Linked DNA regions of Homo sapiens: region 2 is linked to region 1. A link is a contact called in ENCODE Hi-C or POLR2A ChIA-PET data. All regions are on one chromosome and are shown on one strand. The core of a region is the stretch at or near the end of the contact, and the rest is flanking DNA. Distances in the headings are between cores, read along the strand shown. Region 1 overlaps GPC6 (glypican 6). Region 2 overlaps GPC6 (glypican 6).

Evidence for each region. A loop is a pair of places that touch in the nucleus more often than their neighbours do. ChIA-PET counts read pairs that join two places held with the same protein, here RNA polymerase II (POLR2A). Pooled maps may share reads with other maps.
Region 2: a map of ascending aorta shows a loop between it and region 1 (2.4-fold over the local background). The contact joins two enhancer-like sites. A Hi-C loop is called at or near these places in 1 of 168 maps with a recorded cell type or tissue (ascending aorta) and 2 of 50 pooled maps. POLR2A ChIA-PET finds 5 or more read pairs at or near these places in 1 of 52 experiments (HEK293T).

What each region holds. Positions count from the first base shown.
Region 1 is chr13:93,246,454-93,254,006 of GRCh38, reverse strand. The region is part of intron 1 of GPC6 (glypican 6); the gene reads right to left. Among named protein-coding and RNA genes, the nearest start is that of GPC6, 23 kb to the right of the region's middle. RefSeq lists enhancers at 4,782-5,281, 5,282-5,783. Within about 2 kb of position 4,311, at least 7 of the 41 ENCODE cell types and tissues checked have a DNase peak (open chromatin) inside an H3K27ac peak, as active enhancers do.
Region 2 is chr13:94,166,528-94,174,080 of GRCh38, reverse strand. All of the region lies in intron 4 of GPC6 (glypican 6), which reads right to left. The region is part of intron 3 of GPC6-AS1 (GPC6 antisense RNA 1); the gene reads left to right. Among named protein-coding and RNA genes, the nearest start is that of GPC6-AS1, 18 kb to the left of the region's middle. Within about 2 kb of position 3,685, at least 4 of the 41 ENCODE cell types and tissues checked have a DNase peak (open chromatin) inside an H3K27ac peak, as active enhancers do.

The DNA of each region.
Region 1 (7,553 bases), core at 3,062-5,561:
GCTAAAGGAATGTTGGTATATGAAGTGGTAGAATGATCACCATTTAAACCCACATCTGTAGCAGGGATAATCATATGTGATAAATGTGATTATTTTCCTAACATTTCTCTAGAAATTTTATTCAAACTATGGGAAGTATATTAATTTTACATTAAATCTCTCCCTTGGTAGTTATATACCATTTCCTAAGGACAGATGCAAGTTCCATTTACTTGAACAAAGATCAATGAATGCAGTTTTGTAAAACCAGAGCTGACATTTCTCAGGAGGTTCATAGGGCATGATCTTCTATTGAAGAGAGGAATGTAGCCTCCATATTAACTATATAATTAGGGTTCATCCATTTATATCAAAGAACAATTAATACTGTATCAGAGCACTCGGTTTTTCTTCTCATCCCCCACCTCCCAGCCATGGTTACCTTCACCTGTCCTCCTTTAGGCTCCCAGCAGGTTTATCCCTCCACTCCCCACATCATACTGAAATTAATCACCTGTAAGTCAATCTTCAATGCTCTATGTGTACCTTAAGGGCAGGGAAAATGTGGATGCTATTCTTTTAGTCAAGTGATTAAAAATAAATTGTTTCTGACCTGCACTGATACAGGTAAGAGAGCCTAAGTAGGCAACAGCTTAAAATGGAATCCACAAAATTACAAGTGGTTTCTATGTACATTCCAGAAGCACAATTTATTATTCAAAGCCTCCATCATAAATAGATCATTCAAAAGGCAGTACAATTTGATTGCTTTATCCCTAGGCCTGACTTTTTAAACTAAATTTCCTCTATATCAACTTCTTTATCTCCCAGGAAATGTCACTGCCATTTAAAGTACTCTTTATGTTTAACTTCTCTAATCTTTTCAGGTATTTGAAAATTGCTGTCAGTGATAGCTAAAATATGCCATGTTTTGAAAAAACATTTTGATAGACATATACCTATATAAAACAGAGCTTCATTGGGAGAAATGTTATGCTTTAAAACAATATAAAGGCAACAAAATGCATGTTCCACACAATAAACTCTGGTGGTCTATACTTTTGCAAACTGATTTCCATTGGCTTAAGCCAATATAGCTTATCAGCTGCAATCTTTCAAAGAAAATATAAGGGTGTCTCTACATTACACAATTTAATTTTGATCTTACTGAAAGTTGTCTGGAAGGTATGCCTGGTAAGAAAACAAAACAAAAGCAAAGTTTAAAAAATTCCTTTATATTTCCAACCAAGGAGTATTTAATTATTTATTGAGTACCTACTGTGTTCAAGCACTGTGCTCCAGGGAATAAAAATATGTGTTAGAATGACCTCTGACATCTTAGAGGCAATTTGAGAAACAAAAACTAAGTCCCTCATTTTAAATGATACAAGAAAATATAAGAGTAGAAGTGGATTAGTTACCTAATAAAGAGACAAACACTATACAAGCTTGGCAAAGGTGAAAACAGGAACCAAGAGGCTTAGGGCAAATGAATTTAAAAGGGATTTTGAAGGGAGTTTGAAGAGAACTTTCAACAGGGTTGGATTTTACTTGGTGGATAAAAGCAGGGAAGACATCAGCATTGTCACGAGTGTGCACAAATCAAATTAGTCAGGAAGAAAAGTAAGTGTATTGGAAAAATCTTTTATCAGATGGAAATTTCTAGAAGGCAAATGCCTAGAAGTAAGTTAGAAAAATAGTTTGAGTTATTGAATGTCAAACCATGTTTGAAATGTATTCTCAAACCCCTGGGGGGAAAAAAAAGGGAACTGCTGATAGTTGAAGTCTTAAATTTTAAGACAGTGGTTCTCAAAGTGTGGTCCAGAGAACACCAGCACCTGCATTTCCTGGGAGCTTGTTAGAAACACAATTTGGGCTCCATCTCAGATCTACTGAATCAAAAACTCTCAGGGTGGGGCCCACCTGTTTAGGTTTGAATAAGACTTTTGGATGATTCTGGTGCACATTCAAGTTTGAGAACCACTGGTTTCAACAAATCGAAATAATCAAAGCAACTTATCAAACAGATCATTCTCCTGATGGTAAAAACAACAAACAGAAACCTGTGAAAAATGAGATGAGAGAGATGTTTCAGTGCCATTTCCAACTAGAAGACCAAAAAAAGAAAGTAAATGTTTTTAAAGATTTGCTGTTTGACATTTAACAGCATTTCAAGATCACCTTTTAAAGTTCTATTAGAGCTTCTCTCTTCAGAGCTCATCATAAAAAGAAATTAAAATGACTAAGTCTAGAGTGGGGATTACAGCCTCCTACATTTTCTCCCTGTTGCTGAACAAGGAATAGGAAGATTTCTTATCACCACATGTCATGAAGGAATGGGGAAAAGGAGAACTAACATTTATTTTGAGACTTCTCTCTGTATAGATAGGAAACCAGAGTTGAAAAGGTAAGAAAACTTTAACCAATTTGCAAGCATGAGACAAGGAATTAAGTCCTTTTGCTTCTATATAGTAGTATCTGCAAGGAATCCCAAAGATTCCTATGTAAATAAAAAGTTCATATTATTTCCAATTTACTTGATGCTCAAGAGATTCTTTGAAAGTTTTCATATTGTTTATGTAATGGGTATAATGTTTTACAAATACTTTAAAAACAGATTCCATTCTGTTTGCTCCTTAAATCATTTATTTCCTTATAGGTTTCCACCTCTAAGGGCATGAGGGTCTGTTACATCATCTCTTTAGTAGGCAGAAGTCTCTAAATGTGGCAGAAGGGCTTGAATTCCAGTCAGAAAGAGAAAGAGATAGCAAACCCATCCCTGCCCAAGGGGTCTGTGCAAAGGAAGGAGGTGGAAGAATGGTAATGGTTTGCCAAGTCACCCAGTGATACGGCTTGGCTATGTCCCCACCCAAATCTCATCTTGAATTGTAGCTCCCATCATTCCCTCAGGTTGTAGAGGGACCCAGTGGGAGATAACTGAATCATGGGGATGGTTTCCTCCATACTGTTTTGTGGTAGTGAATAAGTCTCACGAGATCTGATGGTTTTATAAGAGCAAACCCCTTTCGCTTGGCTCTCATTCTCTTCTCTTGACTGCTGCCATGTGAGACGTGTCTTTCACCCTCCACCATGATTGTGAGGCCTCCCCAGCCATGTGGAACTGTGAGTTCATTAAACCTCTTTCTTTTGTAAATTGCCCAGTCTTGGATATGTCTTTATCAGCAGTGTGAAAACAAACTAATACACCCAGTTTCTCTCTGAGCTTTGCCTCAATGCTGGGAAGCCAAAGGGAAGCAGGATGTGGGGCCCAAATTCTGCCTAGGATTCTGTGAAGAGATTGCCTGGTGGGCTACCTGGACCAACTTTAGGGTCAACTTTGGGGCACAGAGTACTCAGAGGGAGAGCTACACCCCTCACCTGGGTAGCACTGGTCTGGCTCAGCAATCCCTAGAGCCCTCCTGGGAAGAACTCAGAAAGCAGCGGAGTTGCAAACCAGAGGCTTGTCATGGTCCCCCCATGCCAAGTGATCAAGGCTGGAGGTGGGCCAGAGGCCAGTTGAGTGACAAACCAGTGACTCAGGAGGTCTTCATGCCCAGAAAGGCCAATGTGAGGGTGAATACCAAAGGAAGGGGACTAGTTACCCGGTCCTTCCCAACTTGAATAAGAGCAGATCACAAAGTATACCACCCCCAGATATGCAGGCCAGCAGGGCCCTGGAAATGGGCAGAGCCCTAGGACCCTCAGTTTTCTTTCGTGAGAAAGAGTCACTCCTTTATCACTCCGCAATCTAAGAGATTTATTTCCTCCTCTACTCTGTGTTAATTGACAAGCATGTGTACAGCCTTTCGTACTTGTCAGATACTATTCTAAGAGCTTTAGAAGTGTTCATTCGTGTAGCACAATCCCAGTGATGAGAGATAGGAATTGCTATTACCCCTGTTTACAGATGGAAAAATCAAGGCACAGAGAGGTTCAGAAAAGGCTAAGTAGAGGAGCCAGGAGTCAAAGCCACTGCACCACAGCAAGTATCCCACTTGATTGACTGTCAGCTAGAAAGGCAAAACTGATCAGACTACATTTTCAACTAGATCAGACTAAAATGTTTTCTCCTGTTACCCATCAAGTGGGAGCTCCTGCGGAAAACTACACAGGTTATATGAGCAAGAAGAGAAGGAGAAGGAGAAACCAAGAGGTGGAGGAAAAAGGAACTATATGCCTTTTACATCAGAGTTGCAACATATGTATATTTTCAATTCAAAAATGGTGGCAGCTCACAACTTCCCAAAGGTCCTTCCAAAAGCTTGTAAAATGAGCCATTTCCTGGAGTGAGGAATGATGACTCACCCGCATGGCTGTTTTTCTCTTACCTCTGCTAGTTACCACTGGAAAGTGGAAATATGAGGCGCTGCTTGGACCAAAGTGAAATCAAAAGACATACTATTTCTCTAGTTTTTAAAATGGAAAAACCTCCAATTTGACAAGGGCTCTTCAGTTATGTTTAACATTTTTTTCCCAAAAGTCCACAAGACTGAAATGCCAACCTCTTTCAACAGACCAAACCTTTTAAAGGCCTTCATGTTCCCTATGCAGGAAGCCCATAGCTGCCTATAAGGCAAACATTTCACAACCCTTACCAACAGAGGACGAAACTAAACACTCAGAACAACAGAAAGGGAAGCCAAAGGCAGAAAGGATACAATTCTAAATGTTAAATGTGTTATTTTCAGAAATACACAGCAATTTTTAGGATTAAAATCAATCAATTTAAAGTATAAGGAGTTTCAGAGGTTTCACAGGGTTCCATTAATTATTTTCCCTGATGCGATATTACCAAATGGGGGCCCCTATTAATGGTGAAAATACGTCCTCAGTGATCTCAGTTCCTGATGGGTGGTAATATAGGACAGACAGCTCAGTAAGGTGGTAGGTTTATGGCACTGATAATACTTTCTATTTATCTGAAATTTGTTTCAGTTTTTCAAATCTAACATGCCAGTGAATAGGTCCTAGGATATGGTGTTGGTACAATGTCTGTAAACAATGATTCTTTCAGGGAGGGGAAAAAAGAACAGTGCTTTCAATGTTCAGTATCCTTTACATCTGCTGCTCAGCTGGAAACACTGTTAAAAGGCCATTAGAACCTTAAGGTAACAGGCCTCGAATGCTATGAAAGCCATGGAGCAATTTGCTGTTTGTGTTAGGCGTATCAGCTCCAGCCACTTCCTTTTCATGGGCTGAAAACAGCTTCTGTCATGAGCCGTGAAAATCAATTCCACAGTAACCAGGCTGAAATGCGGTTGAAGGTGGTGCACCTACAGGCTGGCGCTGTGCAGCAGAGCCTCCTTCTGGGCATCCGTGGCACCTTCCAGAAGTTTCAGGCAGCGGCTCCCAGCAGTGCCCGGGAGGTAATGAGCAGCTCAGTACTTCCAGGAACCTTCAGGCTTATGGCTTAGGACACTGGTCCTCTCTTATACTTAATTAGGTTAAAATAGAAATTGTCACCCTGAATGAAGATAGCTGTAGGAAGTGTCGTACTGGGAAAAAGCCTGCTCTTGCTTATTTGTATTCCATTTTTCCTGATTATAGTAATTGTGACAGAGGCTCACTTAAAAAAGAAAAAAAAAAAAAACACTTTTTGTGGGCCTTTTAAAGTACAGAACATTTTTAGACTTTTTTTTTTTCAAACATAAGATCATACTTTTGAAAATATATCCTTTAGGGGACTAAGCAGTTTTGTCAAGACTGTGCTTTTTAAAATCATGGCTAGAAAGGTTAAAACTCATTTTTAAATATGCTACAGGTTTTTCTGTTCTAGGAAATTGTTATTCCAGTTGTAAAAATCAACCTTGGTTATCACATAGAATTAAGCTCATTCTAACCTATATTTCTATATATAGTCAACCCTTTGTTATACTGGAAACCTTTGTATACACTGCTAAGCATGTTCTGAGTAAGAATAAATTGGCACTCCTAAATCACAGCAACCAGCTTATGTGTATACATATAACTTCTTGTAATATTATCTCATCATCAATAGCCCAGGCCGAGTAACTGATTCAGTTAATTAGTTAAATTTTGTGTTAACAACAAAATGGAAAAAATATAATTTCATGTTTTTTGGTCTGAATATCTGATGCACCTAACTTGTTTTAACTGAAATTTAAGTGTGATTACTCCATACATATTTTGTTGACTAAAACAGAAAAATATACAATTTTTATGTCTTTTGCACAAAATACATAATGAAGATCTCTTAGTGATTCTAAGACATTTCCAAGTTATATTTTAAAGAGGGGAAGGTGGTAATTGAAAATAGATTATTCATAATAGGTGTGTTGTTGATGACATATGATTTGCCATTTGTAAGGTATTTTATATTCAATTGAAACTGACCTTTTATGAGGGCCATGTGGTAATATAAGTGAAATGAATATATTCTTTATTGCGGTCATATAAAAAGATTGGCCTAAGCTTTTAACATAATGCTTGACCTGATATCTAATATCCCCAAGTCTGTGAAAGAATATTGAATAAGATACCATATCATGAAATGAGTAGTAAAAGCATAATAAAATCCTTTCACACATTAGCACTTGATAATGTAAAAGTAACAGTAAACTAAGATTCTCAAGTTCAAGGCAAATATAGTTGGAGGAGAAGCTAATAATGGATCACCACATAGGAGTGTCCAGCAATCCTGCATTTTCAGATTGTTAGTACTTTAGAATTACAAGTTCCCATTTTCAAAATAGCAATCCTAAACTCTGCAAAAACATTTGTTAGGCCAACAGAAAACAGAGGTCAAAGATAATCTTAATTTGTTTATTGGTGATTTTTAATATAGCTTGTAGGTATCTAAAAGCGATCTCAAAAATTCTGTCTTCTAAAATCAGTTCATTAATATAAACATCTCTTTAAAGAATTAGGTATCTCCTAAGGGTACTGCAAAGATACTAGAATGGTTTTTGTTGCAAGTTAGTTTCCAGTAGTTGTTTCTTTCATAATAAAATGTTACATTATACTTAAAATTTTTGTTAAATATTTGGCTGTAAAAAAAAAAAGAAAAGAAAAAAGAGAACAAATTACCAGAAATTTTAAATGTCACAGTTTTTTAAGTTTGAAAAACTCCCAATCATGGAGATTTGGGGGGGAAATTAGGATAAGCAAACAGCTAAAAGACAATTTTTTTTTTCCAGGAAAAAATGTAAGGCCTGTCATTTAAAAATACCTATAATGTGTGCATAGTGGCTTTTTTTTTTTTTTTTTTTTTTTTTTTTGAGACAGTCTTGCTCTGCCGCCCAGGCCTGAATGCAGTGGCACAATCTCGGCTCACTGCAAGCTCCGCCTCTGGGGTTCACCTCCTGCCTCAACCTCCCTAGTAGCTGGGAATACAGGTGCCCACCACCACATCCGGCTAATTTTTTTGTATTTTTAGTAGAGACGAGGTTTCACCGTGTAAGCCAGGATGGTCTCAATCATAGTGGCTTTTGTTAAGTTCATTTCACAAGTGCTAGTGACTTTGAGTTATTCTCATCTATTAAGAAAATAGTAAATAAAAGTTATTTATTATTATTATTTTTTAGAACACTTCAAGGTGTTTTCTTTGCAAAGAA
Region 2 (7,553 bases), core at 2,436-4,935, 920 kb before region 1:
ACTTATTTCCAGAGAGCTAAAATCATATGTAACTAGTAGCCTCTTTTATTAGCAAAAATGAAAAGTAATAAGAAGATATCAATGGAGTAGGCTATTGCCATAGTTGGTAATCAAGATGATAATCAAAGATTAAGCCTGCTTCCTTTAAAGAATTCCTGAGCACTTTGCAATTACGTTACCACAGATCCTCTTAACATTGCTGCAGTAATTGGAAAACTACTAAACATTTGTTACAGATAGAAGAGAGCAACAGAAAGTACATGAGCTTTCTAAGTTTCCCTCAGCTTATCAACAGCCTGTAGAAGAAGCAGGATATTCAGATGGGGAATCAAAACATGCTTTTAAATCTCAGTTCAAATAGAAAAATAAGTGACTGGAACTAGTGATGTTCTCAAAATCTCAACTTGAGTTCGGGCTCCACCTTGAGGTGTGCTAGCTTGGGCATACACTGAAACCTAAATATTTATATTTCTAGAACTGGAAAATCACTACCTCTCCTTTATACCAACATGTCTGGGAATGAATCAGCTTGGAAAACACTTGTAAGTGCTCCCTTGAGGTCATCTTTTTCACAGAATCAAATATTTTAGGGTTTGAAGGAATTCTCGAAGTCACCAATCCAACCACCCAACTGATACTTGAATCATCTCCACAACATTCTAAACTCCTGTGACCACCAACTCCATCTGTACACGTCCTAACCAGGAAGCCATCTTATCCTTGGTTCGAACTGTACCAAAGAGCTATGCTGAATAGTAAGCTCTTCAAATATTTGAACATGGCTTGTGTGTACCCCTGAGTCTTCTTTTCTTGAGTCAAACATAGCAATTTCTTGTGCCATTCTTTATATAGTGTAGTTTCAAGTCCCCAGCCAGACCTGGTCACTCTCTTCAGTTTCCATGAGCTTCAACAGTCTTTCATTCCTTAAAAATGTGGGGGCAGAAAACTAAACAAAGTCTTCCAGTTGTGGACTGATCTGCACAGAATGAAGCTGAAGTATCCCTTTCCTCATTCAAGATATTGGTGCAGTCTCAGAATTTGTTTTTCTAGTCAACACATCTCATTGTTGGCTAATGAGAGCTTATCCTCTAACCAAGGTCAAGTCCTTCTCAACCACTGCTCCGTACTCATGTGTGCCCCTTATAGATACTATGAGTTGACAGCCTCTATCAGACCATTGCCCAGGAACAGTCATTGGCAGTGTCTATCTGAACTTTACTCAGCTCAAGCCTTTTTGCCTGAACATACTGTCTCTCATGCCTTGATTAAGAGCTCCGTAGGCCTATATATATGTTAAGAGGCTTAGAAATGCACGTAACTTGGTCATTTATGTAAGAGTGTACATAAGTCCATTTGTTCAGCTTCTAAAACTAAGATGGTTTTTCCTAAAAGCAAGATTTATTGACATTTTAATGTAAAGAGCCAGAGAGCAATATTTTCTGTTTTGTGGGACACATGTTCTATGTCACAAGCACTCAGCTCTTGGGAAAGGACCCATAGAGAATATGTTAATGAATAAGTATGGCTGAGTTTCAAGAAAACTTTATTTACCAAAGCAAGTATCAGGCAGAATTTAGCTGATGGCTATAATTTGTTGACCTCTGCTTTAGAGTATCTGAAAACATTTTGTGATTATCATTTTTTCATTATCTTTAAACATTACCATGAAAATGGTAAGCTATTAATTATATTTTACAGATAGAGAAATTTAATAATATACTGAATAAGATCACTCGATCATCTCGTAAGAGCAGTTAATATGTACTATTGAGATAATCTCTCAAATCATCTCCCTTCTCACCATATGGAATCTATGAGATACGCATTTTTATTTGGGAAAAAAAAAAGATTTCAGTGATATCTTACTTGTTTTTTTTGTCTTCTGGTGGGTAGGTTCCTCAGGTAGATTTGATTATAATGATTCCATAACACTACAATCTAAGAAAACCTTCTTTAATCATTGCCCCTGTGCCTGAGGGCAAGTTGCTGCTGCTAGGACTCTGTGTGTGCAATTTGGGGGGCATTTAAACAATGCTCACTGTCTTTCCAAACTATTCATCCAAATACCTGGCCTCCTAAAAAAAAATTGAAAATGCTCATCAATTCCACGTTTTCAGCACTTAACACAATTGTTTATGGGCTTCACTCCTGTACAGCTAGTACACCTTCCATATGGAGCTTCTGCCACGGGACTTTGTAGTTTCATGGTTTTTGCACTTTGGGGTAACAGAGGGGATTCCTTCCTTCCAGATCACTGTCATTTTAAGAATCAAGTAGAGGCTCACTGAAGCACGCAGTTGTGCTTTTCATACTAATCTGCAGCTACATGCCATGAAAAGTGTTAGGAAATCTGAGATGATAAACTAGGGCCTCAAGAAACTCAAGCTGGTAACAACTAAAATGCAGGGAAAGGACAAATGTCTTGGTTTTACCCCCTAGCAAAATCCCTTTTTACAATTCAGGCATCTCTTATCATGAATATACTTTGGAATTTTCCATTCTCCCTAGAGTTCCCTTCCTTAGCATTTTAGTCTAGGAGGCATTTGTTCTTTTGAATGTCATGCAGTGTGACAAATTAGTTCCCTTACTTTTACTGAAGCACTTAATAAGCTGCTTCGCTTATGCACCCTTACTCTTCCCAGGTGTTCTCATAGTCAAAATGTAACAGCCTTCTGTTTTTCCTGAAAAGTCTCCTAATGTTTCATTTGAGAACATCCAGAAAACAGAGGTAAAATAAATGACATAAACATACCATAAAAAGTAGGTCTAAAATCTATGTTGCGCTGGCTGTGTTTTCAATGGTCTTGCGTGTAAGGGTAAATTTGCTATAGGATGAGAAATTCAGTCTTACTGATTTATTGAGACCATCAGTAGCAGAATCAGTACTTCAGTAGCAGAATCAGTACTGTTAGGTCCCAATGGTGGTGAAGGGCCTTTCTGCATGACCAAAGAGGCTAACAGGTTGTACACTTGGGCTTCTGCAAACCCAACCATACTCAGGTGAAAAGAATCAAAGACAATGAAATAACACTCAGCTAAATTAAAAAGGCACACTTATTTTCACAGGGACTACACAAATAAGCAACTAAAGAGCCAACGTCTTAAGAAACTGAGCCTCCAAACATTAAGAACATCCTAGATTTATTTCCTCGCACTCTGGACATGGAGTAGGCAGAAAACAACACAATCCCAGAGAAAGCCTGTAAGTCCCACTCTTTTCAATTCTCCACTCCCAGGATCTTTGTTAAATGGCCCAAATTAAACATGATGGCTCAAATGCCCTCACAAGAGAGTTGTTACAATCTACCTAAGCAAATTCAATTTACTGAAAACTCTCATGGCTTTATTCCCATTCTCTTCAGCATTTGCAAACACTTTGATAGTTTTCAGTCTGGCATTTTCCATGAGTTTCAAATTTGAAAACGTGAAAATCCAGTCTGATTTTGAGGATAGCAAAGAGTTAATACTTATGGGGAAAAGTCAGTGCCCAAAAGGAATGAACTACATTCCCTTTTCAATTTCTCTGCCTTCTGGCTAACTTTCCAAACAGATTTAATCACTCTCAGTATGTCACCATCAGAATCTCTCCCCAATGGCCAGCACACAGCGGCTACTGGGCTCTGAGACTGCCAGGCAGCCAGCAGCCACCTCACAACCTCACCACTCAGCCCAACCAGCTCAGTCCCTCTGGCACCCTTCGGAGGCTGAGTTACTGGCATGAATACTTTCAGAAAGCCCAAGTTAGCACGGGGCCATTTCAATGAAATTAGTGGTGAAAACCATCAAGCATGAGAATTTGATTTCCATCCAAGGAACATAGGTTGATTTTTATCTGCTCTTCCTTGGCATCAGAAAAAGAGGCTAGGATTTCAATAACTGCTGATGCCATTGCTTGTGTGTTGCTTTCTGGTTGAGGATCACGTGCCTGTCTGTGTTTTCTTTCAGAGCACTCATTATTTCTTGTGCTTTTAGGGGCAGCAATTCTAGTTTCCAGAAATTAGCATTTCCTTTTCTTGCCTCCAACAGTAGCAGTGCCAAAGGAAAGCTCTTTTAATCAACTCTGTGCCACAAAATAAGTTGAAACTGTGACAGGTGAAAGTTCATCCCCAGAGGTCCCGCCTGCCCAACTTCCAGTCTTCACTTCTCATCCAACTTCCCTTCACTCTAAAGCAAAAGTTCATTTTTTTTCATTTTCTCTGGAACTGAGAAAATAGGAAGATGCTGGAGTAGGACTCTCCAGCAACATCAAAGTGGGCTCAGCACATAAGGCTCCTGCAGCCACGTGTTCTCTCTGTGACGTTCTCTGTGGATCTCCAGGGAGTGTGAATCTGATTCAAAAACCAGGACCCTTAGCCCAATCAACCACTCTCCCAATGGCATGTTTCTCAGGATCCCGCAAGGGATACAAAGGATTCATTCCTTTGTAGCAGTGCTTTCTAATATGCCTTTGTAATTTGTTGTGGAAGAGTCAGTCACATCTCTATGCTCTTTGCATCTGTTTATTTCTGGCTCGGTATGTTTTCTGGCCTTATTAAGTATTCACAGAGACACAATAACTGTCCTTTTAATCTTCCAGAAGTTAACCCTCTAACCCTCTGAGTTCTAGTATTTTAAGATTTTAGTATTGGCTTTCTCCATCTCTTGTATATCTTTCGGCATTCTAAATACCACCCCTGATTACTGTACTTTCAGAGTGACAGTGTTTTGGAGGTGCAGAGTACTTTAAAGTATTTAAAATCCTTTGCCTGCCTCTTTCCTGCCAAGATCAATTTGTGATCTCACTCTGCGTTCATTTTCCAAGGCTGAGGTATTTCATTTTTCTGCACCACAAATGAGATATTGAAAATTATTGCAACTGCATCAACAGAGGAAATCATTTCTTGAAAGCTGTTGCTTTTCTTTTAAAAGTGATATTGCAAACGTTGTTTCCTATCCTGTAGTAAATAAGCTTGTCAAAAAGGTAAACTTGCTCAAGCCTTCATGAAAGACAAAACTACAATTTAATTGTGTAATAATTTAAAGTCTGCCTTCCTTAATAGCGGCTCCCACTTGCCTAAGCCTCTTACGAAACTGTTGTCATAAGTGGAACTTACCCTGGTCCAACTTCTATCCCCACGCCCACGGAGGGTAATGCCTTCCGGCATTAACTTTGCATTATTTTACCATATGGAGACACATAACATTCCAGTCTTCACCAGGGCCTACTTACCCACAGCACCCAGGGCCCACGAAAGTGTTTTCACTTTAATCTTTTAAAATCAGAATAAAAAATGAATATAATAATTAATGTAAAATCATGAATCCCATCTATATTCGCCTTTACTCCAATTCAGTTGTAAAATATAATTATATATAATATATATTTTATATATATTTATAAATATATAAATGCATATACAAATATGTATTTATAATATATGGACATATAAATAAATATGTAGATAAAATATAATAAATATATATACTTTTTTCTTTCATGGAGGAAGGTGCCCATGAAGGCAAAAGTGCCCAGGGCCCATGAAAGTCATAATGTGGCTCTGGCCCGAAAAGATTTACTTATTAGGTAGGTCCAGAATATGCTGGGAACTTAGCACTACTTGGAAGACATAAAAATGTTATTAGGGGAATGATGATATTGTTTCATTTATGGTCTCCTCCCTGGCCCCCAACATTACGGGCTCCACCCCCACCTGGACTGTTTCCCTCAAGCTGTCTTCTCCCTGCTTTAACAGCCAACAAATCTATGCGTGAGCACGCTGACCTAAAGACAGCCAAATAGAATCTCCGAGATAGCAGAGAGTGATAAGCCTCCATCCAGTATCACAGAAGGGGCACAATATATGTTTATAGAATGCAAGAATGACGTTGTCATAGAATGTAAAGAGGGCAGGTTTTGGAGCCAGAGGGACCCAAGTACAACGTTTGGCTCTGTCATTTACTGGCTGAGTTGTCTTGGTCAAATCACTTAATCTTCTGAACATCCTATGACAACCAGTGATGATAATGCCTATCTCGCAAGTTGCTGTAAGGCTGGAAGATAATTTATGTACAAACACTTACTATAGCTAAATATTATATAAGCATTTTATGTGTAACCTATGATATAGTGAGAATAAATAAAACTGTTATGGAATAGATAACAACTGACAGTAAAATAAAAGGTATTGAATAAGCAATTGGCATTACTATTATTAGTCAACTTCTTCACTCAAATTTTGAATGGGTATTTCCTGTTTATAAGACTTAAGATATAGAACTCCTCTGTAGTTTACAAAGCCCTTTAAATATGACAGATAGTCTTCTGTTACCTTCCTCTTCCTCTTCCCTCATACCCGCTATTTTGCTCTAGCAAGACTTGCAGCTCCTCAAATCTTCCAGCCCTTCTCATATTTCCATGATTGCACGTGCTGTTCCTTCTGCCTGGAACACTCTCCCTTCCCTCCACATTTGTTTGTCTAGAAAATTCCTACCCTTCTCCTTCCATACACTCTTTTGTCCTCAACTCTCTCCTATTCCACATTCCTTTTCATTCTCCTTGCTGTAATGTAGCTTGAAAAATGAAGACATTGTTTAAAAGCACTGATATCTAGTTCTCATGAATTTAAATATAGTATCCATAATTTCTTAGATGACCATTTAAACATAATGAGGTAGGGTGAAAAAGGAGATTTTGAAGAATCTTCTCGTCCATCTTTAGTTAATCATTTAGCTAAAATAAAATCAGAAATTTCATTCAGAGGGACCTTAACTTGGGACACGCCCTCTTGCACTCTCTCTCTCTGTTCACCCCTTAACACTGTTATGACTACACAAGAACAGCTTTTCTCCTATAAGCAACCAGGCAATATTCCAAATATTTCTATTCTTTATTCTAAATACTTTGGACCATAAGTTGTCAGAAATTAAATGAACCAAATTTGGAAAGACTTCAAACTTCCATAACATTATTAACTATGCACCATTTAAAATTTGGCTGGCTGATAATATAAATGGAAAAAACATCTAGAGTCTAATTTTACCTAACTCTCGATAAAGAGATGAAATCTAGATTTTATGAAGAAGTAGATAGCAACTTCCAAATGGATGATTATTTAATTTATTATTCTATTAAGTCCATGCTCATTTTATTCCATTTAGCACTTGAAGCTGAGAAATCAACTTTACCAAAATAACTTTGATCATTGTAGGTAATTCATAATTAAGTTCTTAAACTTGGTTATGGAATTTTAATGTATTTGGACTAAATACATATTTGATGAAAATTTAAAACTAAATGTTTTCAGGTTTCAAATATTTATTATGAGTCCTTTGGATGTCAGCATTCTTTGACAACAGTGTACTACAGCTTAATGCTTCTGAGGAGATTAAAATATGTATTGTATTATTATGAGTGATGATTTATGTCAGGATGTGCTGTCATCTTCTCTAATAAAAAAGATTACAAAACAGATAGCTATAATGTATGGTGCAGGGGGAGGGGGCTGATTTGAAATCTCTATGTTCAATTTTTAGCCAGGAAAGCTATTTATAAGACCTCTCCATATTAAACAATA